7 separate regions of the Mus musculus genome follow, and regions 1, 2, 3, 5, 6 and 7 are each linked to region 4. Evidence: chromatin loops called from intact Hi-C (ENCODE). Cell type or tissue: left cerebral cortex. All regions are shown on one strand.

What was found. A loop is a pair of places that touch in the nucleus more often than their neighbours do. Peaks named below come from ENCODE experiments on the same cell type or tissue, not always from the same donor. Only the 100,000 strongest peaks of a DNase experiment are listed, where the experiment ranks them.
Region 1: it touches region 4 in a loop (4-fold over the local background); 5 of 42 quality-filtered maps call a loop at or near these places.
Region 2: a loop joins it to region 4, with 3.0 times the contacts of the local background. A loop is called at or near these places in 2 of 42 quality-filtered maps.
Region 3: a loop joins it to region 4, with 4 times the contacts of the local background. A loop is called at or near these places in 2 of 42 quality-filtered maps.
Region 5: a loop joins it to region 4, with 12 times the contacts of the local background. A loop is called at or near these places in 2 of 42 quality-filtered maps.
Region 6: a loop joins it to region 4, with 2.4 times the contacts of the local background. A loop is called at or near these places in 4 of 42 quality-filtered maps.
Region 7: a loop joins it to region 4, with 7 times the contacts of the local background. A loop is called at or near these places in 10 of 42 quality-filtered maps.

Annotation. Positions count from the first base shown.
Region 1 is chr12:13,592,599-13,596,598 of GRCm38, reverse strand. It overlaps a transcript of Nbas not described here. Among named protein-coding and RNA genes, the nearest start is that of Gm35725, 33 kb to the left of the region's middle. In left cerebral cortex, no CTCF peak of the experiment used is centred here; a DNase peak (open chromatin) is centred at 1,759.
Region 2 is chr12:13,696,530-13,700,529 of GRCm38, reverse strand. No RefSeq gene overlaps it. Among named protein-coding and RNA genes, the nearest start is that of Gm35890, 30 kb to the right of the region's middle. In left cerebral cortex, no CTCF peak of the experiment used is centred here; DNase peaks (open chromatin) are centred at 458, 1,192 and 1,518; H3K27ac peaks cover 390 bases.
Region 3 is chr12:14,233,726-14,237,725 of GRCm38, reverse strand. It overlaps Gm36007 (a long non-coding RNA gene), which reads right to left and starts at 3,723. Exons shown (of 5, transcript XR_872499.1): 1 at 3,642-3,723. In left cerebral cortex, no CTCF peak of the experiment used is centred here; DNase peaks (open chromatin) are centred at 648 and 2,174.
Region 4 is chr12:14,148,354-14,152,353 of GRCm38, reverse strand. Lratd1 (LRAT domain containing 1) reads left to right here and starts at 316. Exons shown (of 2, transcript NM_029007.2): 1 at 316-532; 2 at 1,594-4,000. The coding sequence starts at 1,630. The coding sequence ends at 2,508. In left cerebral cortex, CTCF peaks have their summits at 1,157, 1,363 and 2,200 (motif pointing left); DNase peaks (open chromatin) are centred at 1,744, 2,176, 2,884, 3,335 and 2 more places; H3K4me3 peaks cover 3,905 bases; H3K27ac peaks cover 2,960 bases.
Region 5 is chr12:13,937,552-13,941,551 of GRCm38, reverse strand. No RefSeq gene overlaps it. Among named protein-coding and RNA genes, the nearest start is that of Lratd1, 210 kb to the left of the region's middle. In left cerebral cortex, no CTCF peak of the experiment used is centred here; a DNase peak (open chromatin) is centred at 1,863; H3K27ac peaks cover 339 bases.
Region 6 is chr12:13,842,370-13,846,369 of GRCm38, reverse strand. No RefSeq gene overlaps it. Among named protein-coding and RNA genes, the nearest start is that of Gm35890, 180 kb to the right of the region's middle. In left cerebral cortex, a CTCF peak has its summit at 1,644 (motif pointing left); DNase peaks (open chromatin) are centred at 1,102 and 1,664.
Region 7 is chr12:14,314,170-14,318,169 of GRCm38, reverse strand. No RefSeq gene overlaps it. Among named protein-coding and RNA genes, the nearest start is that of Gm40840, 33 kb to the right of the region's middle. In left cerebral cortex, a CTCF peak has its summit at 2,077; DNase peaks (open chromatin) are centred at 1,652 and 2,098.

The DNA of each region.
Region 1 (4,000 bases), 560 kb after region 4:
AATCCCTCCATTGGAAGTCTTGTTACAGGAGATGGCCAGTTCAGGCTCTGTATCTCCATTGCTAGGAATCTTAGCTAGGGTCACCCTGATAGATTCCTCCCCTTTTCTGAAGAGAAAGGGAGGAGGAGTGGATGGGGGAGGGGAGGTAGGGAGAAGAGGGAGGGGAAGCTGCAGTCAAGATGTAAATAAATAAACAATTTTTTAAAAAGCAGCAGAAGAGTGAACAGTGCTCAGCCTACCCGCTCCCTCCTTCCCTCTCGTTTTTATTCATTTCAGCATCCCAGCTCCTGTAATGATGCTACCAACATCTCACCATCTAGGGTAAGTCTTCCTATCTTAGCTAAGTCACTGCTGAACCTTCCTCACAGACATGCATGTCCAGAGGTGTGTCTTTTCAGTGATTTTAGATTTTGTCAACTTGACTCTCAATACTAACCATTACTGTGCTCCTTTCCACAGCCACAAACTCAGTTCTTATTGATGAGAGATCCATACAAGGTCCTCATCAAACAGTGTCCCTCGATGAAGTGGGAGACTGATGCATTCGTTCTGCCCACAAAGCAACACAGAACAGCAATGCATCTTGTGAGGATCCTTCAACCTGGACTCTGCAGAGCAGAATCCTCAAGAAGGAATATATATATATATATATATATATATATATATATTCCTGTATATGTGTATATATATATACATATATATGTGTTATGTGACAAGGCTATCTGCACATCACTACCTAATCACTGGACCATACAATCACCATCCAGATTTCCCTCCCATCCAAACCCGAGTTTGGATTCCAGAACACATGAAAGCCAGATAGGTAGCAAACATCTGCAGTCTTAGTGCCCCTAAAGGCATATGAGAGGTAGACACAGAGCATCCCCCAGATGCTCACAGACCAGAAGCTCCCATGGCATACATAGTGGAAATCAAGAGGCCCTGTGTCTCAAACAAGGTGGAAGATGAGGATTCATATTTAAGGTTGTCTTCTGACCTCTTCATATGTACTGTGGCACACCCAAACACACACACACATACACAGAAAGAGACACAGAGACAGACAGAGACAGAGTAGGACTGCCTTTTGTATCACTATTACAATATTTGAATACTTCACATTAAGTCTAGGTTTCTGCATTAGAAAGGAAAGCACTACAGCAAGAATCACTTGGAAAAGCCCAAGTCCTTGCATGTAAAGTTAGCAGGGGTCTGGGGGAAGACTATGGAGCACTGGGATGGAGGATGGGATCCAGTGTGGAAGTGCTCTACTCCCACGTTGCTACGTGTGAATGGGCATCCTAGCTGTGTCTCTTAATCCCTCCTGCCTCTGTGTCCTCGCCTGAGGAGTGAGGAAGGCATTGCATAAAACCAAGGTTGAGGTAGCACCTTGCAGATTGTGCAAGGCATTGACAATAAATGGGAATAACCCTGGTTTTTATCCTGAATCCCAGCCATTCTGCATATCTGGAACTTATGAGACCAGTGGCTCAGAAAGCTTGGGACTATCTGGACCTCATTTTTAGTCACTCTCGAAAGCCATTCTCTAAGCGGAGGGCCTTGAGCAACAGAGATCCACGTGATCTGGGAATGATCCAGGTTAAAGCCTCCACTGGACAGAAGCCCGGTGCATGCAGTGGTCCCCCCTATTAGGAAGCCCTCTGGCCCTAAGACTGACAGTACCTACCATGGTTAACTATCAGTCAGACTCTGGGCTTGAACAAGCAGGATGTTGCCATGACAACCTCTTGCAAGTGTTCCCAGAAGGAATGACAAGGCCAAGGGCTTAGTTGCTATTTCCCTTCCCGTCAAGAAGTCTGAAAGCAAGAATGGTTCTGGGTACGAGGTCTCCTAATGCTAGCAGGCACACAGGTCCTGCCTGGGTTACACAGGTGGTAAGTGGCAGCTTTGGCACATGTCTTCAAACCAGCCCATCACTCTACACTGGCTGCTACTCAGCAAACATCAGACTTTTGGGGGAAACTGTCTTTTCTGCACATACCTTCCATTGCCTCTGCTTTGGACTCTGGGCAAGCAGTCGTGGGGGCCTGCCACAAGCTCTTTACACTGCCTAGGTGGGCGTCTGGCTGTGGGAAGTCACGGAACACCAATCCTCGGGGATAGAGAGAGAGCAGTCTGGGGTCCCTGGGCCTCACAGAGTCCAGGGATGATAGGTTCTAGCTCTTGGGCATTGCAGGACGTCGCTGGACACCCCCAGAAGAGCTGAGAATGGATGGGGGGTGCCCAGAGGTGGCTCGGTCTGCCCCAGGGCTGAAGGGAAGAGGGGAAGGGGGAGAAGGCACTGGGTGGTTCTCATGCAAGCAAGAGTCTTTGGCTAGCCTAGGCTGCTAGCTTGGCGTGCTGCTTGGTTTGGCTGGAGCCTAGAAAGGCCTCTCAGATCTGCGGCTCTTTAGAGGAAAGTCTGCTCTAATGCTCCAGTAGGTGGATCTCGATGAGCAGAGATGGTCCATGGTTTTAAAGCTTTATTGTAGAAAGGAAGAGAGAGAGAAAGAGAGAGAGAGAGAGAGAGAGAGAGAGAGAGAGAGAGAGAGAGAGAGAGAGAGAGAGAGAAGTGGAGGGCAGCCATGACCACGTGGAGAGAAGGGAGGGAGGCAAAGGGTGAAAGAGGTAAGAACAAGGCAAGAGAGAAAGAGGGTAAGAGAGAGAGAAGGGGCCAAACAGTCCCTTTCATAGTAGGCTGGGCTACCTTGCTGTTGCCAGATAACTGTGGGGAGGAGCATAACTGGCTATTGCCAGGTTAACTGTGGAGGTGAGATCTAGCCAGAATACCAGGAGCTTGGGACACTCTCTACATGACTGATAGTCACAATATTATGGAGTTGAGGACGTGGTATCACGTGCCTGCGTCTGGGAATGTGGCTCACTGTTTCATCCCTTGTAGAGTTTTCTACTGGGTCTCCAGAGTAAGCCTCGCTCCAACAGAACACAGACTGCCTTTCTCCATCCCACACCCTGTTTCTCTGCCACCCATCTAAGAAGATTTCCATCCTTTCGATCCTGGTCCCTTACTTCTCTCTTCTTTCTTCTGAAGTTACAGCCTGAACCCCATTTAGAACTGGCCTGAGATCCTCTGTTTACCTGAGGAGGTGGCAGAGAGGCACTGTTTCTTCCTTGGTGATTGAAGTATGACAATGAGCTTCAGGCTTCCACCCATGCAGAGAAGGTCATCTGCAGGAAGGAGCCTGACCCAGCAGCAGAGAAATGCAGATCTAGCTGGTACCCGGGGCAAAAGAGAAACAAGATAGCATCTGAGCTCACTGACCCAGTCCTCTTGGCCCTGCTCTTCTGTGCTTGGTTACCAGTGTAGAGAATGGCCCCTTCCTAGCCTAGCCTGTCTTTGCAATGCACATTTCTGCCATTGCCCAAGCTTTCAAGGTAAATTACCACCCCTTTTTCTTAAGGAATCTACCTTTCTTTTGTTCTTGTGGTTTTATTTTTTTAATATTTTTTATTATTACGTATTTTCCTCAATTACATTTAGAATGCTATCCCAAAAGTTCCCCATACCCTCCCCCCCCCCACTTCCCTACCCACCCATTCCCATATTTTTGGCCCTGGCATTCCCCTGTACTGGGGGATATAAAGTTTGTGTGTCCAATGGGCCTCTCTTTCCAGTGATGACCTACTAGGCCATTTTTTGATACATATGCAGCTAGAGTCAAGAGCTCCGGGGTACTGGTTAGTTCATAATGTTGTTGCACCTACAGGGTTGCAGATCTCTTTAGCTCCTTGGATACTTTCTCTAGCTCCTCCATTGGGGGCCCTGTGCTCCATCCAATAGCTGACTGTGAGCATCTACTTATGTGTTTGCTAGGCCCCGGACTAGTCTCACAAGAGACAGCTATATCAGGGTCCTTTCAGCAAAATCTTGCTAGTGTATGCAATGGTGTCATCGTTTGGAGGCTAATTATGGGATGGATCTCTGGATATGGCAGTCTCTAGATGGTCCATCCTTTTGTCTCAGCTCCAAACTTTGTCT
Region 2 (4,000 bases), 450 kb after region 4:
ACCTGCTTTCTTGAGATCTGAATAAGACATCCCCCTCCCCATTCTCGAGGAACAGCATTCCACAGCACTCTCTTCCTCCAGCTGTATCGAGGACCTTCACCTGTGTTGTGTGGGAAAATCCTGGTACACAGCCTCGCAGATCTGCACTGATCTGCAACAGAGATGCAGGAGATAGAGTGGTTGTGTATTGTCCTTCAACACCACTGCTGTGTCCTCATCATATCTGTAACCATGGCGCTCAGGGAATCTGCACATAAGCCTTTCAGCAACTCCAGGGGCATCTTCTTGTCTCATCAACCCACACTCAACCTCCATCAGTTTATTAGGCCTTCTATCTGAACCCCTCCCATGCACAACTGCCTGCCTGCATGAGCATAGTTTCATGACTCTCCCACCAACAGGAACTGCCTCTCCATGGATTTTCCCCTGGTTCCTATTCCTGCAGTATTTAAGGCCTTCAGAGAGAGTCATGGATTTGAACTTGGCCCAGCTTTTTTTCATCACGGGGTTCCGTTTCTTCCAGATCTCTGCATTCTTGATGAGGCTCAATTTGGCATATTTTTACAGCTAATGTTTATTTTAGATCTTGAAGCTTAATTTGAATGGGCTAAAAACTCAACTGAAGTGTCTTGCTGAAATTCACATAAATCCTAAAACTTAAAAAAAAAATACTTTTAAAAGTCAAATCCTACATCTAACACCATAAAATGTCTTAACCACTATATATGGATAGTTATAGGATTTAAAGAGACTGTCATGTAAATCCAACACATCCAGAGTATAGCTTTACTCTTTAGGTTCCTGCAGATCTTGTAATGAGTATAATTTGAAGGGAAGTAGATAGAAAAAAATCCCCTTCTGGAGCCACAAGAACTGTTGTGATGTGGAAATGGGAAGATTTTCTATTTTTATTATACTTATTTTCCCCCACTTTAATACTGAACATGGTTTTATTTTAGTTAATTGTACAGAAGAGCATCTGAATGAGTTCACACAAGGGAGAAAATTGTCTTCTCACTAACTTGTTACTAACTACAGGGTGGAATGTGAAATGATGGGACCTAACTAATGACCCACTCTGCACTGGAGCACAAGTGTCCCAGACAGTCCCCCAGACCCACTCTCCAGGGACAGAAGTGCTCTGCCATAGCATTAGGAAGTGAGCTGGGGCATCACTGGCCCCTCTTCCCATTGCTGAAGGCCAGCAGCAGCCTTGCTGGTCCCAAGTCAAGCACAACTTCCTGTTCTATTGCAGATCAGACTAAGGGTGATTCAGCTCAATAGCCAGACACAGCCACCAAACGACCAGGCTGTGACCTCTTCATACTTGCCATTGCGTTCTAACAAGACAGCTATTTTCTCATTTCAGAGATAAGCTTCCTCCAGTTAACTTATTCTGGTTTGGGTTGGAAATGTCTCTCAGAGGAGTGAGTCAGATCTGGGTGTAAATGAGGTCCCTTAAGAATGGGTTGTTTGAAACTATTCTTAGCATTTTCAGATGACTCTCACTCCTGCGTCCTTCCACACAGGTGTGTGTTCTGCCTGTGCTTGGTCCACTTTCTACTTCTCAGCCTGCTGTGACACAGCAAAGGGGACTCTTGCCAGATTCTGTGCTGTTTAAGTCAAATAAGCCTTATTTCTGGAGGAGAGAAGGACGGGGAGAAGAAAGGGGGAGGGAGAAGAAAGGGGAAAGGAAGGCAGGGCAGAAGGGACAGTTGGAGAGGAGAAGACAGAAAAGCAGAGGGAAAGCAAGGATATGAGAGGGACAGGGTACAGAAGAGAAGGGATGGAAGAGGTGGATAAGGCCCTGGAGGACGGAAGAAATTTGGAGGAGAATAGGAAAGTGAAGGGGAAGAGAGGAAGGAATCAGAGGAGAGGAAAATGGAGGAGAGAGAAGGAGAAAAGAGGAGAGGAGAGGGGAGGAAGAGGAGGCAGCCGTGAATAGGGAGAGGAGGGGAGAGAGGGATAGAAGGATGGCGAGAAAGTAGACACAGGGAAAGAAGACAGAAAGGGGAAAGAGAAGAAGAGAGGAGAGACTCCCAAAGACCAGAGGTCATGTGCTTAAAGGCTTGCTCACTCAGCAGAGGTGTTAAGGCAGGAAAGAGAGAGCTTTAGAAAATGAGCCCTAATTAGATGGTAGATTACTAAGAGTGTACTGAGGGTGTACCCTTATAAGAGAAGTAAGAGTTGCTTCCATAGATAGATAGATAGATAGATAGATAGATAGATAGATAGTGTGTGTGTGTGTGTGTGTGTGTGTGTGTGTGTGCTTCCAGCTACGATGAAGTGAGCAAATTTCCCTGCCACACCCTTCTACCATAACTTTCTGCCTTACCAAAGACCCAGAAGCAATGATTCCAGCTAACAGCCGACTGAAATCCTGTGCCAGAATAAACCTCTCCTCCTTCTAAATTGTTTCCCTCAGGTATTTTGTGACAGTGTCAGGTGGCTAATACACACAGGTCATCTTCTCCATTCCTCATCCTGCTTAGATCTACCAGTCACAGGGAACCTCAGCCCCCCCCCCCCATGCTTAGGTACTGTCCTGCTCATTAAGGCTTAGTTGGACAGGCAATTTCACGTTCCTCAATGAAGCCACTGCCTGGATCAGTTGCAGGTAAGTATGCAACACACTGGTACCTGTGAGGCAGGAAAAATATACCAGTAAGCCTAGGTGACACAGAGGAAAGGATCGAACCCTAGAGCTGGGTCCAGACTGAGAAACCATATGGGCAGAATCTCCAGTGGGGAAGTCATCTAGGGGCAGAGGCTTTGCAGGTAAACCAAGAAGGTAACGTGCACCACAGCTCCTCAGGTTGCCATCAGCCTGTCAAGAGCTTCAATCCCACCTGCTGCCAAGTTGAACCATGTACAGAGCCAGTGCTGTCCCTCCTGCCAAGCCTGCCCTTGCTTGAGCTCCCCTATGTAGACGACCTCTCCATCCTATCCCCTATCTAGGCAACCTCTTCATCCTTCATCCTTGGTTTCCTTGGACCTTCCTGCTGGGATCCCTTACGTCTCCAGGAGCCAGAGACTCTCTGTGGCCCAACAAGTGCTCAGGAGCTTCCCACTCCAATGCCCTGAGCCTCGATACGGCCCCAGTATGCTCTGACAAGAAAAGGAGTGGTTTGTTGGAATTCAGGGGATACCAACCTTCCTCCTAGGATGTCAGCACCACAGACTTATTCAGCTAAAAGGAAAACTCACAGCTATTTTTTTTTCTCTCAAGTGGCATGGAATTGCCAGTCAGTCACAGGGTTGGGGAGCAGCCAGGAGAGTCTGACAGATCCATGAGGGGGATCCACTTTGGGGGCTGATGTCAGGTAACAGAGACCAGTGTGCCTGCTGCCTCCATCAAAGGTACTACAAGCCAGTTATGCACCCCTGCGTTCAGCAGCCGAGCCAAAGGAACATGGTGGGTGGGGGCTTATAAAGAAGTTGACAACAGCACTGGGTAGCCCAGGAGGAACCTAGCCAACTGATAGAGGGAGATACAAACACACACACGAACACACACACACACACACACACACACACACACACACTCAGAGAGAGAGAGAGAGAGAGAGAGAGAGAGAGATCATAGCTTTGTCTATGTGTGTACGTATGAGGGTGTCTGCTCTTGGCAGTCCCAGGCAGCTTATTTCAGCCAGAGCCTTAGGGACCCTGACTCAGAAACCTTAAAACATGAGTTTTAGCCCATCTTCAGTTCTAACTGGATGTGTGACTTCAGGCAAATTCTCCTGTCTGAGACTAGGTAGTGTCACCTGTGAATTATCCAGAAAGCTAGCTTTCTTCTGTCACTCAGGCTCTCTAAGGCCTGGATGCGTTTACGCTCAGGAACCTTATCCTGGAACTATTTTAAGGGACCTCCAAACCAGAGCCCAGTCCTCCTCCTAACTCTACCTCCTGTTACATGTGCTTTGAAACCTCCCTTCCTCTAACCAGACAGTGTCTACTAGAGCTTCATAGTCTTTCATTCAATACCCAAGGAGCTTCA
Region 3 (4,000 bases), 85 kb before region 4:
ATCAAGATGATGACCTTGAAGTATGTCATCCTCCTGCTTTGACAAAGAGAACTACACAATGAAGCAATGGGCCAGAATTGAATTTAGGTCTCAGAGTTGCTCTTGAAATGTGGAGGAAAAAGAAGGAAGGAAGCCCTAGTGATACTTAGATACTTAGATGTTTTCTCAGAGCTACCAAAATGGTTGATACAAAATTGTGTTGTTTTGAGTTAGTCTCAAATCTCTGAAGACCTATAAACATAGTAAATTGACCCCTTCCCAGATTCGCATCTTTCATATGTACTGTCACTGCAGGTGAGACTGCTGTAGCTCTGGCTGGATTGGGGGTCTCTCCTTGACAGCAGGTGATAGGTGTTGGTCATGCTTCAGTCTCTAATGGCCAGAGAGTTTAATCAATACATTCAGGGCAATGTCTGTGGTTCATGCAGTTCTTCCACCTGCCTCATTCCTGCCATTTTAACCTTACTATAAGCATAATCAAGTTTTAATTTTTGTGGCCCCGAAGCTCATTTTCTTTACATGCCTTATCAACTTCATTACACTTTACTGGCCTATGTTACATTGAGCTAAACCCTTTTGAAATTCAAGAACAGAAACAAAATCAGACTTTAAAATCCCAGCAAGTGGGACACGTTGGAAAATGTCTCCAGCAGAACTTGGTGATGGTGAGTCACTTAAGCTAATTTGCTGCAAATCACTTCTAAATCCATTGCAGTGGTCAGATCTGCATGGGTAATTTCAGAAAAAAATGAGCTCCACTTACCTTATCCATCTGCAAATCCACTTAGTCTTATAGGTGGAATGATAATAAATTCCATTATGTTTTATTGAAAACATCTCAATGATTATAGATCTGTTTATGAGGACATTGACTCCTTTTTTTTAAAGCACAGAATTGTGGGCATAGCTGTGCATGTCCTTGTACTAACTCTGAAGCATGAATGTGACTTTACTAAACATGAGCTAATTACAGGTTTCCTAGTATGCAGTTGCTTATGTTCTTAGCAGTCACCTTGCCACTGAGTTGAGTGTATCACAATATATCTCTGCAACAAAATACCTCCTCATTTCAGACCATAAAGTGTTCAGTGTTTGTTACAGTTATGTCAAGTTCAACCAGATAAACCCTAGCTTGTCAGAGGCACTGAAAATTCCCTTTGTGTTGCTATACCTCATTATATTTTGATAGTCATGGTAAAGGGTTACACTAAACCATGTTTAATTCTCTTTACAGTATTTGAGTTATGTATTCTCACTTGTTTATAGATGTATATACCCAGGAGATTTGACTAAGGTAGGGTATAAAGTGCACAGAAGTGTCAGAACCTATAGCTTTGGGCTGGAGTTTTTCTTCCACTGGGTTATTTCATCTCTAGGGTAGAGTCTAGAACAGACTCCAACAGAAATAGGAACCCTGATTCTCTGATCATGTGGCTATTCACCAGAACCTTGCCCTCTGACCATACAGATTGAACATTGGCGAGATGCTGGCTTCTGGAGGGTGAGCGTCCTAACAGAAGAGAGAAATAGGACCTGACACAAGTAAGTGACATGAGATCTGGCATTAGAACCCAGGGTTTCTCCACTTCGTGGTGCTTACCTCTAAAGATTCCACAGGTGGAAGGGCCCACAGTTACAGAAATGCATTTAACATCTGCAACCAAGTTCTGTTCAGGGACACAATCCCTGAAAGGCAACCCATTTTCCAAAAGATAGTACTGTACACATGCATACATAGGCAGCACTAAGTGGACTCAGGGGATTCGAGAAGGAAAAGTGGGAGGAATATAGGGGGTATTATATGGAAGGAACAAAGGGTGTGTGTGTGTGTGTGTGTGTGTGTGTGTGTGTGTGTGTGTAATTCTCAAACAATAAATTAAAAATAAATAATTTTTATACAAAGATGTATTCATTATCAGTTGAGATAAATTTGGGAGGAATTCTTGGGAATGACAAAGTCCCTATTTTTTTTTTTAAAAGGAGGAAAGTAGAAGGGAAACTACCAGGGTAAAGGATTCATGTGATGAAGTTATATAAAATTGTCACTAATGTATTATGCGGGGCTAGACATGTGGGTGAGTTGGCCTTAGCACAGTGTCCGGGGAGGAATGGAAGGAATTGAAATTCATGAAATAGACAGAAGCCAGTGCCAACTCTAAATATAAAACAACCAAAAATCATATGCTGTGCCTACATGTTCTGCCCTGAGCCTTCTTTACCCTGCCAGCTTTGAGTGCCAGGATAACACAGCATATTTTCTCTTATGGGGCAAGAAACAGTGGGGGGTGACAATCTCTGAGTTGTTCAGACTTGAAAGTGTTGTTCTTAACCACCAAACTCAGACACTATGGCGGATGCCAACAAGAGCCTGATGACAGGAGACTGATATAGCTGTCTCCTGAGGGCCTTTGTCAGTGCCTGGAAAATACAGAAGTGGATGCTTACAATCAACCATAGGACAGAGTACAGGGTCCCCAGTGAAGGAGCTAGAGAAACACCTAGGGAGCTGAAGGGGACTGAAGCCCCATAGGAGGAACAACAATATGAACTAACCAGTATCCCCAGAGCTCCTTGGAACTAAACCACCAATCAAAGAAAACACATAGTGGGACTCTTGTCTCTAGCTACATATGTGGCAGAGCATGGTCTAGATGGCCATCAATGGGAGGAGAGGTCCTAAGTCCTGTGAAGGTTCTATGCCCCAGTATAGGGGAATGCCAGGACTGGGAATGGGAGTGGGTGGGTTGGGGAGCAGTGGGAGGAGGGAGGAGATAAGAGATTTTCGAAGGGGAAACCAGAAAAGGGGATAACATTTGAAATATAAATAAAGAAAATATCTAATAAAAAATAAAAAATTAAAAAAGAAAAAAAAAGAAAATTTTTATTTGTAAGTATTAAAGGGAGTTGATCACTGAGAGTACTGACAATTTCTTAAGATTTCTCAGGTTACCAAGAAAAGTGCTTCTCTATACTTCATCTAATACTGTGACAAAAGGGCATGGTGACATAGAACATGGGTTTATGAGTAGTACAATTATGTTGACTAGAACATTGTGCTATAACCTAGAGCCAAAGGACCACCATTGTGTCTCTATTCTGGCCTTAATTTGCCTTGAAACTGTGAACTGAGAACCACTTCTCTCTGAGCTTTCTTATTCGATGGGGCCCCTTTTAATCCTGACAATATGATTCTCATGCTCAAGCATCAGTTTTCCTTTGTGTGTGACAGAACCCTTGCTTGTAATATTAAAATCATAGTAGTACCACATGGTCAGTCCTCTGTAGGAATTAAATAAAATCACCTCCTTTTTAAGGGTTTAAATACATTTCTGATATATGGTAAGCATCAATGTATGTCCAGTCTGCAATGTGTGACTGTTTGTACAGCACATAATCCAAAGTCTCATTATTTTTCAAATGTAAATTTAAATCAATTTAAAGATATGTTAGGAAGAAGAATTCCATTAGGGTAAATTGGTCATATAGAATTCCAATTACAATCATGTGAGAAACTGTTAATGAGCTTGCCGTTGACTTTGGGATTCTGCATTGTGACTTGGATGCCCTCAAAATGACTTCATCCGTTCATGCGCAGACAATACCACCCAGATGAAAGGAGAATTCACAGGCCTTAAACATACCACATATTTTCAAGCATGCTCATTTTACAAATGGCTTCTTTTGTACTTTATTGGATCTCTTCTTCCTGGAAGATCCTGACCTGGAGGCAAAACAGAGAAAGAATTCCCTAAGTTAAACCAGGGGAAATTATTAATAAGAATAGCATTGATCAAGAAAACGGAAGAGGGGTGACAAACATAGACACTCTAAGCTGAATGGACAGATCTTGTGTCAACCGGTGGGGACACTGAAAGATTAAAGGCAAAGGCTTAACTACTTGGAAGAACTAAAGGTTAATCTTAGAAGAGAAGATCTGGAATGAGTGATGACTCAGGGTCTAAAAGCATAGAGCATGGCAGTTGATGGGAATTTTTCTCTT
Region 4 (4,000 bases):
CGAACGCGGGCGGACTGTGTTCTCAGTTACTAGGGACTCGGTTGCAAAGGAGCAGCTGGGTGTACTAGCCACGCCCCTCTTATGCTCCCCACGGGTGCTCACACCTACGCTCCCAATGCGTTGAGGCTGGGGAATGCTGGGGGCTGGGCAGGGCGGAGCACAAAGGAAACCCGCCCCTGATTCCACCCCCAGCCGAGATTGGCAGGGCTCGGGGACGAGTCCTAGCCAATGGGCGCGTTCCGGGGCGGGCCTGGAAAACGGCTGTTCAAGGGATTTAAGAGTCGTCCGCGCGGCTGTAGGAAAGCGGAGTGGAGCCAGGACTTGCCAGGTGGAGCAGACGCCCAAGCCAGCGTAGACACGGAGCGCATCCGCACCGCTCTGGGTACCTCACCTCACTGCTCGTCTCCGGATAGATCGGAACCGCAGTCCCACGCGACTCCAGGACCCACTCGCCACTGCCGCCTCCACAGCACCCATGGGGACCTGGAGACTTTAAAAGGAGTTTGGGGTTTCGGGCGCAGGGAAATCACGGGTACGGAAAAGCCGCTTTCTTTGCCTTAAAAAATGGTTTTTCTTCGTCCGATTGTGTGAATTGTGTGCTGGGTTGAAGAGAGGGGCTCTTCGGGTTGAAAGTAGACGTCTTCACACACACACACACACACACACACACACACACACACACACACACACACACACCACTAATACTCACCATGGGTTTCGCCTTGCCTCCCCTGTCTCTTTGTTAGGTTATTTTAGACAGAGCAGCCTCGCCCTGGCGCAGTCCGATTGGCTCTATGAAAAAGGCAAGCAAGGAGAGGGCAGAGTGCACCTGCCTGCGTGGGCAGGTGTGTCCCAGTGCTTGAGAGTACGCGCATTGACAAGTGTGCAGGCGTTCGTCCGGAATTGTGTAGGAATTGGGGGTAGATGGTGCCAATGTGTGGTCTCCAAGATGTTTCATTGTGGGTGTATGACATTAGCATTGTGGGTGTATGTACCAGGCTGTCAGTGCCTGGACTCCAAGTGTGCAAAATGCTGATGGCAAGTGAATGCCTGCAAACGAGTCTTGCCCTTGTGAAAGAAGCTGTCGGGGATCGGGTGTGACCCAGTCCAAAACGAGTAGGTGGGCTACAAAGGATGGCGACCACAATGTGAGCTCAGCTTGCTGTATTTCGGGCCTTGGGGCTTCTCTTGACACCCTCCCTTCCTTCTGGGTATATCACCAATCTGCCACAACCTGCGCTCTCTTCGCCCACTTGAACCTTACATGCTCTCTAGCCCGCCTGTGGTTTCTACTGTGGAAGTTACCGGGCAGGGTTCCTGGGCAGAGTCAGAGGCTGGCTGAGCTGGTATGCTGTCTATTCTGGCCCTGAGACTGGTGCCTTTTTCTGTGCCCCCCCTTTTTTCTTTTCTTTCTTTCTTTTTTTTTCCCCCCCTTTTAACCCCAGGTCGGATCTGCAAAGTTGGCTGTCGCAGGCGACTCAGTGCCGGTGGTCAGGCAAGCTGCAGGCCCCTGGGGAACTGAACGCCTTGGGGAAGGGACACCAGGAGGGTCAACCCGGACTCTGATGGTGTCTATCCTCTCTCCCTCGGCAGATCTCAGTTGCTGGCCCTGGCCTCGCCGCGTCATTGATGGGCAACCAACTGGACCGCATCACCCACCTCAACTACAGCGAGTTGCCCACTGGGGACCCATCTGGGATTGAGAAGGACGAGCTGCGAGTCGGGGTTGCCTACTTCTTCTCGGATGAGGAGGAGGACCTGGACGAACGCGGGCAGCCGGACAAGTTTGGTGTGAAGGGCCCCCCAGGTTGCAGCCCTTGCCCAGAGAGCCCCAGCCGCCACCACCACCACCTGCTGCACCAGCTCGTCCTCAACGAGACTCAGTTCTCCGCCTTCCGGGGCCAGGAATGCATCTTTTCCAAAGTGACCGGCGGCCCTCAGGGCGCCGACTTGAGTGTCTACGCGGTCACTGCGCTGCCGGCGATCTGCGAGCCAGGCGACCTGCTAGAGCTCTTGTGGCTACAGCCGGCGACCGAGCAGCCCGCGCCAGCCCCTCACTGGGCCGTCTACGTGGGCGGCGGGCAGATCATCCACCTGCACCAAGGCGAGATCCGCCAGGACAGCCTGTACCAGGCGGGCGCGGCCAACGTGGGCCGGGTGGTGAATAGCTGGTACCGCTACCGCCCGCTGGTGGCCGAGCTAGTGGTGCAGAACGCCTGTGGCCACCTGGGCCTCAAGAGCGAGGAGATCTGCTGGACGAACTCCGAGAGCTTCGCTGCCTGGTGCCGCTTTGGAAAGCGCGAGTTCAAGGCTGGCGGGGAGGTCCCCGCAGGAACGCAGCCGCCGCAACAGCAGTATTATCTCAAAGTGCATCTGGAGGAGAACAAAGTCCACACGGCCCGGTTCCACAGCCTGGAGGACCTCATCCGCGAGAAGCGTCGCATAGACGCCAGTGGCCGCCTGCGAGTGCTGCAGGAGCTTGAGGACTTTGTGGACGACAAGGAGTAGCCTCAGAGGGGCAGCTCGGCGTGCCAGTTCCCACGCCCGGAGTTCCCTTTCGGTCCCCGCAGTTCTGCACCCCATGTTCCCCTAACGCGCCCGCCCAGGGCCAGCGGCTGGAAGCTTCGGGAACTCACCACCACCCACCGCACTGGGCGGGAGCAGCTGCGCGCTCCTAAGACAACCCTGGTGTTGGTGATCATGCCAGGGTAATCCAGCCTGCGCCTCTGCCCTGGGTTGTGAAGGGAAAGAGGGAGTGGGCAAAAGGGGAGCAAGGACACTACCTTTCCAGGGAGCCAAGGGTCAGTGACTCTTCTGCAGACAGGGCAAATATCCTTAGTCACAGGGAACCGTCACCCACCACCCCCAGATGTGCACACACAAACCAGTCGGAGGTGAGAGTTGGTCTTTTCAGGACACAATTCAACTCCCGAATGGAGAGTGGATGTGCCCCCGGATATCAGAATTCCCATGAAACCGAGCCTGTCTCTGTACTTTGGAGCACTTCAGGGACTCCAGGTTACCCTGAGGCTGCCTGGAACTGTCTTGCAGCTCTCCAGCCCAGAGTCTCCTGACAAAGCATTCCAGGCTGAGCTAGATAGGATTGACTTCTCAGTTTGAGCAACTGGAAGCCGATGCCATTCCCGGCTTGACCGACACTTGCCAGAAGGAAAGCCTTCTGGGTCCCGGGAGGAAAATGGTTGAAGCACCTTTTTGGGAGAGGAGGGCCTGCTGGCTCCGGAAAAGGAGCTAATTCACCTGGCCTGTGGGCACTTGAACTTAGGAAGGAGGAGGCTTTTTGCTCGGAAGCCCTTGATTGCTTCCCTTCTCACTCAGAGTCCTGTATTCAGCGGGACTGAAGGAGAGGGAGGCAGGGAAGATCTACAACATTCCAGAAACCAGCATTAGGACAGCCTAGCCAGTGTCTTTAGTTTGGCTTTTCCTAACTAGAAGGCAGGAGGCAGGAGGCAGGTGGAGATTGTTTGTAAAATGAAACAGCAGTTTTCCAACGATATCAACAAAGCCTACAGTGTCGATGCTTCTCTTGATCATTTTTAGTAACATGCTAATGAAATTTCAAATTGAAATTTTTATTTTCATGGCTTTAATCCATGATAGCTTAAATACTGGGGGCCATTAGGAGTGGAATTTAGCTAAGACCTTAGCTGACATTGCTTTCACTCTGGTTTTTCTCAACTCTTATGAGAATTCTGTTTGGGGATATTATAATTATTCCTTTTTTTTTTTTTTTTCCTGGCTTTACAAAGTAGGCCTGCAATGGTGGAGCTGTTTATTAGTGTGTATATTGTACTGAATTTTTTCAGTTCAAGGGTCTGCTGCTTTGGTGAAAATTGCTAGCAAGTTCCATGAGGGTTCTTTTCTTCATTCTGTTTACCATCATCATCTCATCTTTGCATTCCCCCCTCTCCTCACCTCTTGATCCCCCTTGAAAGGAATTTAGAGTTCATGGGCTTTGGGGCCCGCTTTTGTAGCTTGTCCT
Region 5 (4,000 bases), 210 kb after region 4:
GTACAGAATTCCACATCTTCTTGATTGTTCTCTGAGGAAAAGATCTGTCTTCTTACTTGACTCTTGGGATCCCACCCATTTTTTTTATGATTCCATCTTAAAAACATGAACAACATTCAAGCCTCAGCTTGCCCTCAGCAACTACACTCCTCCTCAATGGAATGTACTCTTGGCTTTGTGAATTTGCCCTTGGATATGTGTTCCCCATCTGACTGTTTGCTCTCAGAGAGCAGAGCTCATGCTACCTACATTACTGCATCTCCCAAAACAGTTGATATCACTTAGATTTTCAGAGACTGTGTCATCATCCTGACATAGAACTGTGCAGACCTGTGGGGTCATTCTCTACTGCAAAGCTTAGAGAGTGGAGAAAGAACTCATCCTATGGAAGTCTTCTTTCACCTGAATAAAACAGCAAAAGCAAAAAGCACTATCCCATCTGGCACGGTTCCAGAAGATGAAGGTAATTCCTTCAAATAATTAGCCTGTTCCCTGAGGATAGGAGAGATGGTTTTCTCCAGACTAGAAAATGTTTGTCATTTATCTTTTTCATTAAGTCACCTTTCTCAGGGTTGAGACTTTAATGCTTCCCCAAATTGCTTATTAGTGTTCCTGTCTTAGAACTCTACCACATGTTGTCAGGAAAGTGTTTCTCTGTCTTTTAACCATGGAGAGCTTCCAAGATGATTATAAGAGTTTTCATTACATAGCATTTAACACTCCTCCTAGACAACTACCTTCTTTCAAAGAGAAACTTCAAGAACTCTTACCTCTGAGATACCCTCTCACCTGTCTCATAAGTTGCCCTTCACTTTGTATTCAACAAATAATACTGCATTTGTCTGCCTGACTGCCATCTGCCTGTCTCTATATAACACCATAAGTTCCTTGAGGATAATATCTGACTCTTGTTCATATTTATATCTCTATTGCTTTATATAGTGCCTAGAATGTGAGGAACATTAATAATTTGATGAAGTAAGAGGAAATGAAGGTTGATACTACCAGTCCATATTGGAGGGATGAGCCAAACAGATTCATACAGCCATTGCCAACATAGTCTCTCAGCAGCTAGGGCTGCCTATGATGCATCCCCATGATAAAAGTAGGCCTGTAAATAATTGATCACTGATTGCAAGGGGGCTCATGGAGTCTGATCCACTACTGCTAAACTATTGGTAACTGATGGATACTCATTGCTTCACTCGTGCACCAAATGGTAAGCCCACCAGGCTCTGGCAGAGGGTTTTAACCCTGTGGCCACATAGACGGCTCCAATTAAAACCAGGTGGTCACAAAACAAAAGAAAATACAGGAATGTGGGAAGGTGTCCTGTGGAGAGGACGGTTGGGGATAACAAGAGGAGGGGGCAGGTAAGAGTATAGGAAGTAAGCAAAGACAGAATGTGCTAGAAATGTGAGAAAGTATCGAAGAATAAAATTAATGAACAAAAAAAAATTCAAAAGGAGAGAAAAAACACATATTTTATATTCCTGTGGTAAACATATTCTCTAAAGGCATGATGGTCAGGACAGATTGTGGACTCCCATGTTATAAAACAGTGAGAATTCAAAACGGAAGTTAGCATTCTAAAGCTGGAATCTTGGCTTTGCATTAGACTGTGGTTTGGCAAGGGGCTTATTACCTGCCTTAATTTCTATCCCTGGTAGGATGAATGTGTGACTATTCATATTCCTCTGGACTCCTTCCTGCTGTCAACATCTCTAAAGCCATGATGGTACCATCCCTTCCACCCACAAAGCCTTTCTGTCCCGGCCATCAGTACTCTGCCACCCTGTTACGATACACCTCCACTCATCCTCCACATTTGCCTCTGCTCCATCTGTTTGGTCAGATTTGTCTCCAAGTACACTCATCCCTGTCCATCAGCTCCCTGGAAGCATGGCTTCTCTTAGAATCACCTCCTACTCGATGCCCAGTGAGCTGTCTTCTCACCCTCCTTCAGAAAGATCTGTAAGTTACTTGCCTCCCAGAAACTGAGATCAATCTGCAAACAGCCTTTGTACATGGGAAAGTGTATGGGAGTGCGGGGTGAGCATCCTGTAATAATAGCCACCATTAGAACATGCCAGTCGCTCTGACTTGTGTCAGCATCTCCCATTTCATGTAGGTCCTCCAATAACTCTGAGTTACTTCTCATAGTCACACATTCTAAAGAAGCTGATATTCAGGGTAGACCAGCAGAGTTAGACTAAGTGGTATAACAGACAGAATTTAATTTAATTTCAGGCCTTCTACTTGCAGCTCTTGTTGGCATCCACTTTCTCCAGAAGACACACACACACACACACACACACACACACACACACACCTGAAGATAAAGTCTTCATTAAAGCTGCTCTATCATTTGACTATTCTGTGATGACCATCTCTACCATCTCAGTGTAAGACCTGCACAAAGGACATACAGTTACCTTGTGCCAAACATCTGCAAAGCAGCCAATAGTGAACGATGAGCCCTATAGAAGCAAGGTCATATGTGGAGGATACTCAGAAGTGACATTCAAAACTGAGACCTCAAGCCGGGTGTGGTGACGCATGCCTTTAATCCCAGCACTTGGAAGGCAGAGGCAGGCAGATTTCAGAGTTCGAGGCCAGCCTGGTCTACAAAGTAAGTTCCATGACAGCCAGGGCTATACAGAGAAACCCTTTCTGGAAAAACAAAAACAAAAACAAAAAAACAAAACAAAACAAAAAAAGATACCTCATGACATGTCCATCCCCTTATACGAAGGAATTCAGCATTTTAGTGTTCCTATGAACTTGGGTTATATCTCTTTCCAGGGTGCTGATCCCTATATATGTGGAAACAACTTACTCCTTTTACATGTAGAAAAGCTGCTGCCTTCTCTGAGTCAGAGCCTACTCTAAGCAGCCTGTGGCCTCTAGGCTTCTTTCATCCTCAGAGGCTTCACCCTTTGCTCTGGGCCTGTGCATCCTGGTGCACACATAGCCCTGTGTCCCCCTGACCTTTGCCCCACTGGAGGAGGTCAGGTAGCCCAGTAGCCAGGTTAAACTCCCTCTCTCCTTAAAAGGTTATGTTCTCCAGCAGCTGGAATTCCTCCTTATGCAAATTGGGCATCCCCAACACCCTGGCCCTGCCCAATAATATACACTCACCTTGATAACCCCTACTGACCCCCAAAGTTTGAAAAAGCCTTTGTCTCCCTAAAATGAGCTGTCTTACCAAAGCTGCCTCCTGAGAGACTGCTCTCCCTGCACTCACCCCTACCTGCTGGTCCTACCTAATTTCCCTACCCAGTGGTTTCTATCACAGAATTATCACACCACTATGGGCAGAGAAGCAGAGCCTGAGCAGCAAACTGGCTGTCACTGTCTGGAACTTGCATCTTCCTTATCACTTGGCCATATACTCCTCAAGAGTTAAAGTGATTACCGTTATTTTCGTGACAACCAGGATAACTAACAAATGCTAAATGCTTCAACATACTTACAGATGAATAGATGGATGGATGGATGGATGGATGGATGGATGGATGGATGGATAAATGAATGATGCTTCTAGGATGATCCCACATCAAAGTTACTTTCTCTTTTCAAACCCTCATTACCCTATAGAACTCTCCCAAACCAAACAGCCCAAGACAGTGAATTTACAGCTGGCATATCTGCAAAACATTCTAAGATTTCTACTTTGTTCTTTTGTTTGTCAGAAAATATTGGTGTGAATTGTGAAATCCTGTTTACAGCATCTTCCAAGTATGTATCAAGGGGTCAGTGTATGAATTAGGAACCAGTTTGTGATACTTTGAACCATGGGAAAATGTAAGATGCCGAAGTGAAGAAATTCCAAAGACTTCAATTACATAAAAAAGCAGAAAATCTGAACAGAAGCAGATTCTTCCCATCATTTCCTATGCCACAGCACCACCATCTATGAAAAGTCATATGGTATTTATACTATTCTTTAATATTCATAATACAATAAGTATAATTAATCAGATCATAATGTTAGACA
Region 6 (4,000 bases), 310 kb after region 4:
CATTTCAGAGAATCAAACAACTACACAGTCCTGTGGTGAAGAAACCATCATATAGAGAAAGGCAAAGAGAAGAGAAAGGGAAGGCAGCTTGAATCAAGGACAGGGACCAAGCTCAATAAAAAGAATTTAGGTCAGAGTGTTCATGAATGACTGTGAATATGAAAACAAACCAAAGCCTTAAAGTGTCTCAGTGTCTACTGGGTGACTTCGTTCCAGGAAAGAGGGAGAAATACTATATTTATGAGCTGTTCTTTACTATAGACAAACCATTTAATGAGAATATTCACAATCTATCTGCAGAAGCTGACTAAATACAACCACAGTCCAGTCTCTCTCTCTTCTCTATGTGTGTCTATCTGCCTCTTTCTGTGTGTTTGCATATAAGTATGCACATGCTCTCTCTCTCTCTCTCTCTCTCTCTCACACACACACACACACACACACACACACACACACACGATAACTTTTCTAAATGTATAAGTGGAAAACTGGTAAAACAAACAAACTTCAAGTAAAAACAGCAAATCTCTCTGAGTGTTTTTTAGCAGATGACCCCAGGTAACAAGTGGGACTGATTTAACCACCAGAGCCAACCTCCTGGTACTAAGACTACTACAAAGAAACACAGGCTTTTACAGGTGGCAAGAGTCAAAGTGCATGGGGGAAAGCAGAAGAAAAGAATTTTACGTGCACATACTCATAGCCAGCTTCTTCTCTGTCTCTGAGGTGGCAATGAAGCATTTGAAGAAAATATTCACCTCAGTAGAAAAATCATATACTTGTTTTCAAAAGACCACCATTATGTGCCTGCTTCTTTCACTGGAGGCTGGTGGCCACCAGCCTGAGATAAGGAAGGCAAAAAGCAGGGTTCAGTCGGCTACAAGTATGGACAGAATGACCTCTGGAGATTGCTGCAGCGAGACAAGTCTACTTTATTGTTTCAGCAATAGGGTATATAAAGGCTTTTGGGGGAGGGGTGCAAGTAAAAACAGCTAATTGGCCATGGCATCAAGCGCACAGGAAGTGCTGATTGGTTATAAGACATCACCTAATTAACATGCAGGCAGAAAGCCAGAGCAGGATGTGTGCTGAGTTATGCAGCCTTGCAGAGAGCTCTGTACAAGGGCACTTATCAGACAAGGCCAGCCACCTGTGTCAAGGACACTCTCAGGCAGAAACCGGAAGCCGCGCTGAGAAAGGGAGCCCTCCTTTTTGTGCTGAGCTCATGAAACTATTTTAATAGCTAGGTTCCCCAACACACCATAATGATAAAAATTTTGATTTTAAACAATTTAAGGAGGTGTCGATGTTAGACTCAACACTGAAATTTTACAATGGAGAAACAGAAATGCAAGGACGAATGCCTGCTCCCCTACAGTAGGGTTACATCTGATAGGATGTCAATACAGCCTACACCAGATGTGCCCAAAGCACTTGGGAGACAGAGGCAGGCGGTTTTCTGAGTTCAAGGACAGCCTTCTCTACAAAGTGAGTTCCAGGACAGCCAGGACTATACAGAGAAACCCTGTCTCGAAAAAACAAAACAAAACAAAACAAACAAACAAACAAAAAAGACAGTTGCAAGAGAAGTAACTCCCCTTCACTCGCACCACCACATTAGGTTGGGTCAGGCGCCCCCTTCTGGACACTCTGAGAAGTGTGGAAGTTTCTCAATCTGTTTACACTATTTTATAAATTGTGCTTTTCTCCTTAGAACGCAAACCCTGTGAAAACACTGGCTACACTCTGACAAATAGAGCGATTGCAGTGAGTACTCCACAAACATTTGTTGGCAGGTGTTTAATCCAAATGCTTTGAATGTTGTCCTATTGGGCCCTGGCCTTCATTGTTTCTGATAAGAAGTCAACTCTAGGTCACACTAAAGTTCCTTCCTGAGTGATTCTTTCTTTTAAGAATAAATTCACTGACTGAAGATACCAAAATTAGATGGTCAGACCCCGAGGTATAATAGTGGAATCAAAGGAGACACATGCTGCCACCATGCCAACCAGACCCACCTGACTCAACTGCCCACTCTCTTGAGAACAGAGGCAGGGCCACGGCTCTCTTTGATGGCTTTGATGCCCTCTCTGTCAGGTCCTCAGACAAGAAACAAAGAGCCAATAATCTGACCAATAAAGAAATAAACAAGATCCATGTGTATACATAAACATGTGTAATTGAACTCAGAGGTTAGTAATAGCCAAAAAACTTTAAAAACTAAAGGAATAGATGAAATTTAGAGAGAAATGGGGGGGGGATGTGTCAGTGGATGGATAGGATCAATGTACATTATATATGTGAATTTATAATACAATACCTATAATATATTTTGTATAACTTCATGGAACTTTCAAACAAAAATAATGCTAAGAAAGAGCAATAGAAATGTCTGTAGCATGCAGACCCATGGTAGGTATACATGCTTATAGACTGTGATATTGCTATGTCAGGAACAGCATGTCATGTGGGGAGAGTGACCTAGGAAAAGTGGGGGAAGGCTAAGATGATCATAAAATCTCTAATGCAATGCAGAGCAGACTACGTGAGACTCCTGCAGGAGGAAAGACAAAGGCTGAGCAGCTGCTGCTGCTGCCTTGCCTCATGGAATCTTTTTGCCAGTCTCAACTTGCCAGAGGCCAAAGGCAGTTTTCCCAAGAGGACTTGCCCAGAGACTCAATCTGAAACATCGTCTGTCTCACTTCTTGTCTGCTCACGCTCTCTCTCCTCACTCCCTTACATATACCCTTTGCCCCAGAGACTGTGCATGTATGCATACACGTCCCCCCTCTCTCTCCCCCTCCCCTCTCCCTCCCCCTTCCCCTCGCCTCCCACTCACCTTCTCCCTCTCTCTGTTTTGTGTATTGGTGGGTATACATGGTTACAGTCTGTGATATTTCTGAGGGAAAAATATGTTTCTCAAACCATCTTTTGGTCCTCTTCCCTAATTTGATTTCTAGAATCTAGTGAATGCTCTACACTAACAGTTGTCTACTTCATGCCACCCTCGGGGGCTGAATGGCCCTTTCACAGCGTATGCCTAAAGAAAATACAGATATTTCCATCACAATTCATGCCAGCATCAGAAATATAGTTATGAAGTAGCAATGAAAATAATTTTATGGCTGGAGGTCACAACAACAGGAGGAACTGTATTAAAGGGTAGCAGTGCTAGGGAGGTAGGAACCACTGCTCTAGACACAGTGAGTAGAACAGCAGGAGTAGTGACAGAGTACCCATCTTTAACTAAAGCTAGGACCACACATGACTTTTATCCACTTGCTTCATCCACTCCTAAAAGCAATTCCAAAGAATACATGCTTATTTTATTATCTCCACTTTACAGTCATCCTCATAAAGTTTGAGGGGTTTTTAAAAATGCAAGATGAAGTGATGTGCTTTCCAGGGGCAGAACCAAGATTTATGCTCACGTGTTATCAGTGCCAGGGTCTCTATCTCCCTGATTAACTGAATGCACAACGTGGCATCCACAGACACATAATCACACTTCATGCCTGTGATGTGTGTATGTGTATATAAATCAAAGACATACATATCCTGGAGACCCAATTTAAACTCTCTCACTCTTATTGCTGGCTACCTTGCTCTTACCCTGAAAACTGGATCATGGGGTTCTAAACCCTTATATATAACCCAAATACAACAGAAGTCATGAAGGTGCCGTGGTCCACCGGACATTCCTTTACAAATTCAAGATAGGATGGAATAGAAAGAAGCCTGCCTCCTAGGACTTAGGGCTTTTCCATTGTTTTCCAGTTTCTCTTATGTTGCAAAAGCAATCTCAATTTTCAATCCAGAAAAACCCTTTGAACCAATGCACTAAAGAATTTCCTACTAACAAATCCAAAAACTCCAAGTGCTGGGCTCTTGCTATACCTTGGTTAGATAACAAGGGACCTACACCATAATCATGGCTTATTTTCACTATTCTGATCAGTTTACTGTCTTCTCCTCCAAAGGCTATTGTCAGAATGATTTT
Region 7 (4,000 bases), 170 kb before region 4:
AATCTCTGGGTAAGCCCCTGGGAGAGTGTGTTCCTGCCCATGTGTAAAGAAAGGAGAAAGCTTTAAGGATGATAACTACTTAGGATTTTTCTTTGTCTTTAGTTAACTGTCTTAGAATTTCTGATCTCTTCTTTGCCTATAGTGTTCTGGGTGGGAGAACGGGGTCACAGACTACTGTGGCAATTGTTTCTCGGCCAAGCACTGGGAGAGGAAACTGACTGCAATGTGGTGCTCTATTTATAATGTCAGAACTTATTGTTCTCAGAAGTGGAACTTTAGCCAAAGCACTAAGACAATAGGAAAAGCCTCATTCAGTATCCTATTTTAACAACACTGTGAATTGAAAAGGCCTTTTATCACTGCCGTTGCTGTTCTTAACTATTTAAGGGATGTGCTTAGAATACAGAGCTCTATCATCAACTATGGGATGGAGAAGAAGAAATGCTGGCATAAGATTATTTAAACAGTTCTGTAAATGACAAGAGTCTCCCCTGAACACAGATAAGGCTAAAGGTTTAGAGATGAGATGGGTCTCAATATGTAAGAATTGCAGGAAAGGTAATTCTCTTCAGCTCTACTTTAGGGTAAAACTGAAGCACAATAGAAAAGAAATCATTCAATAAATTGAAAGAACTATGGTGTGTGTATATGTAAGGGTTGGTATGGCGTGCTAGAGATGAAAACTTGGTCTTCATGCACACTACGCAAATGATGTATCAATATGATAAACTCCCATTGCTAACTGGGAAGATTTCAAAAACGGGGCTCTTAATTCCTGTCTTTGGGTGGTAGCCCGGGGCCAGCACAGATCTCTTATAAAATCCATATGACTTCAGGGAGTTTTTGCTGAAACAATAAGAAACAGGGATAAAAGATAAATTGTACCATGGTCCCATGGAACTCTGGCTGCCATGCTGGGGCACTCAGAATTGTCTGTATGTGTTAGAGGACAAGTAGACACCCCAGACACCCTTCTGAACCATCAGACACCATGTTGGATAAGAAAAAAGCAAGGCTACTACAACTGAAGTCTATGATTGGGCAGACTAGAAGACCATATGGATTCCAAATGGGCAAAGGTTGATAACAGATTGGGCAAAGGAAGCACACATTAGTAATGGTCAGAAAGAGACTCAAATGAGCCAATATCAGAGTGCTACTTCCCTGTCCACTCCATCCCCACCTAGAGCCAGGACTCTGCACAGATTACTTCGAAACCATGGTGGTGCTCTAATAATAAAGAAAGAAATGATGGGAATTACGTAGAAAAAATGAATTTGAGGGACTGGGCTTAAAATTAGAATTACTGAGTTAACTTTACTTGTGAAATTCCATTTTCTGTATCAGAAGTAAAAATAGATGGCATCTGAGCTAGGTTTAATTTAAATATTGAGACATACAAAGGAATACTTCATGTATCTGAACTTCACATTCAATTTTTAAGATAAATGCACTAAAGACAAGATGAAGGGCTGACTCCATGAGCTAAATAAAGCTGAGGATATAACCAGAACTCTACTCTTGATTTCAATTCTTGGCTAACACTAAAGGGGTAATTTCTAGAGCTGCTCTGGAGAGATCTGAGTGTTTAAAGAAGAAAGTGGCTTGCCAACACATTTGCTCCGCACTACAAGAATTCTTTTCTGCCATAGCCAAGCTGTGTAAACACAGCCGAACCCAAATTTCTGATTGATGAGCTCCTTGTTTTAATCCTTATTTATTTGCATACATATCTATGTGCACTCACATTGTATAACAAGACTATGGAAGATCTCTATTTTAGAAATGAAACTATTCAACTTGAGTATACATGCAGCATAGTGGGATCCTTAAGTAAGGACCCTCTGGAATATAAACTGCATGAGTCCAATCCTTGGTCTGTAATTGACTAAAGTTGTAATCTTATACAATGTCCTTATTTTGGCACCTTAGTTTCTCCATTTGTTAAAATCAAGCCAGTCACAGCATCTGTTTTATGAGTTGCCATGAATCATAAGCAAATGTGACACATATAGGAAAGTGTATAAAGGAGTGAGCTCTCTGTCTTTTCAGACAATCAACTTTGGACTAGCCAGCCACATGGTGGGGATATTGTCTTGGACTAAGTAACTGCCGAGCTCCTTCTCGATGCAGAACATTCCCTAGAAAAGAAGGTCTTGTGCCAAAGAACAGCATCCACTCTGAGATAAACCTACTGACGATTCTCATTTGGAAAAGCAGGCCAAATACACAATCTATTTAAAAACAAAGATAGAAATAGGCCAAGTCACCCCTGTGGCTGACTCAGCAGGCTGTCATGGAGCAGCCACTGGACAAAAGTCAAGAAACCTTGGCTGGCTCTAGTCCCAAGATTTGCTCTTGACTCCGTGTAGAGTTTCGGCAAAATCAGCTAATAGATATGGCTGGCAGTTTCTTCATTTCTAAAATGAGTATATTTTTTTTCTTAAAAAGTACTCATGAGAGCTAAATGAGCCAACATGAAATTGCTTTAAAAATGGTAAATCATAGTATGAATATAGGTATTATCATTTGCAGAGCTCAAATTACACTATACATCGTTAGTTCTGAAAATAACATACATAACCCAGATCTTGAGCTGAGACTAAACTATTATTTTAAACACTGGGATGGGAATAGAAGGCACTTCAAAGGTTCCTGAATTTATTTTTCTTTGCTACTCAAGGGTGGATTTAAATTTAATGCAGGTAGGTAGTGGTTTCGGGACAGGGGAAACAGATACATGTGTGCACAACCAAATAGCACAAGAGAGGGCCATATAGTTATACAAATATAAACCAGGGCTTTACCTATTGCTTTGGGGAATGATGTGGTCTGATTCATTTGGAATGCTGATGTCTCAGACCAGGAAACTCTATTTCTTCCAGACATATTTAGATTTAAATGCTGTCAAAATTTTCTTTAATAATTAAAAACATTACATTAGTGTGTGCATGGGTGTTTGTGTATATGTTGAGAGTATGTGTCTGTGCCTGTATGTTCATGAGCTCAAGTGTATGCATGAGTGTCTGTTTATGGGGGCAGGAGTATATGCATATCTGTGAATATATATACATGTGTGTGTGTTTGTGTATGTGCATGTGTATGTGTTTGGATATATGTGTGTATGCACATGCATATAAGCATATCTGGACATGTATGTATTTATATGTATATGTGTGTATGTGTGTATGCATGTATTTGCGTTTGCATGTGTGTGATTGTATATGTGTATGTGTGTATGCAGGCATACATATGTGTATATTTGTGTATGGAGATGTATACATGATATGACTGTGTATGTATTTGTGTGTGTGTGTGTGTGTGTGTGTGTGTGTGTGTGTGTAGTAGTAGGCATCCCATGGTATACCTATCAACATCATAGAACAACTTGCTAAAGCCAAATCTCATCTAAGTTAGCTGAGTCCCAGGGACTGAGCCCATGTTGTCTATCTTGCTCATAAGTGACTTAACCTATGGAGATATCTTAATGGCCCTCTGTCCTAATTTTTAAACAAATACTCAGGGACACTCTTCAGTAGGTGATTTAGAATCCTGACAGGTAGTCATGTAAGACTATAAGCATTTACAGGTTACTCTTAACAGGCAGAGGAGCATAAGCAAAATATTAAAGAAATCATCAATGCTTGTAAATACTCTAAAGGTAATAGGTAAATAAGAAGACCTACAGTAAGAAATGGCCTATGTACTTAGAGATGTACATGACCCCAGATGTTGTAAGGGGAGCTTGAAAAGAGGAATGGCATTGTGCTGGTTTAGTTGGCTGATTTGTTTGTTTTTATCAATTTGACAAAAGCTTTAGTTATATAGGAAAAAGGCACTTCAGATGCACAAATGCCTCCATTTTCACATGGGTGGGAGGGAAGGTCAGAGGAAGAAACTGTTGGTAGGGAAAGCAGGAAAACTGTGATCAGGATATAGTTTATGAGAGAACAATAAAAACTGAAAGGAAAGAAAGGAGGAAAGGAAAGAAGGAAGGAAG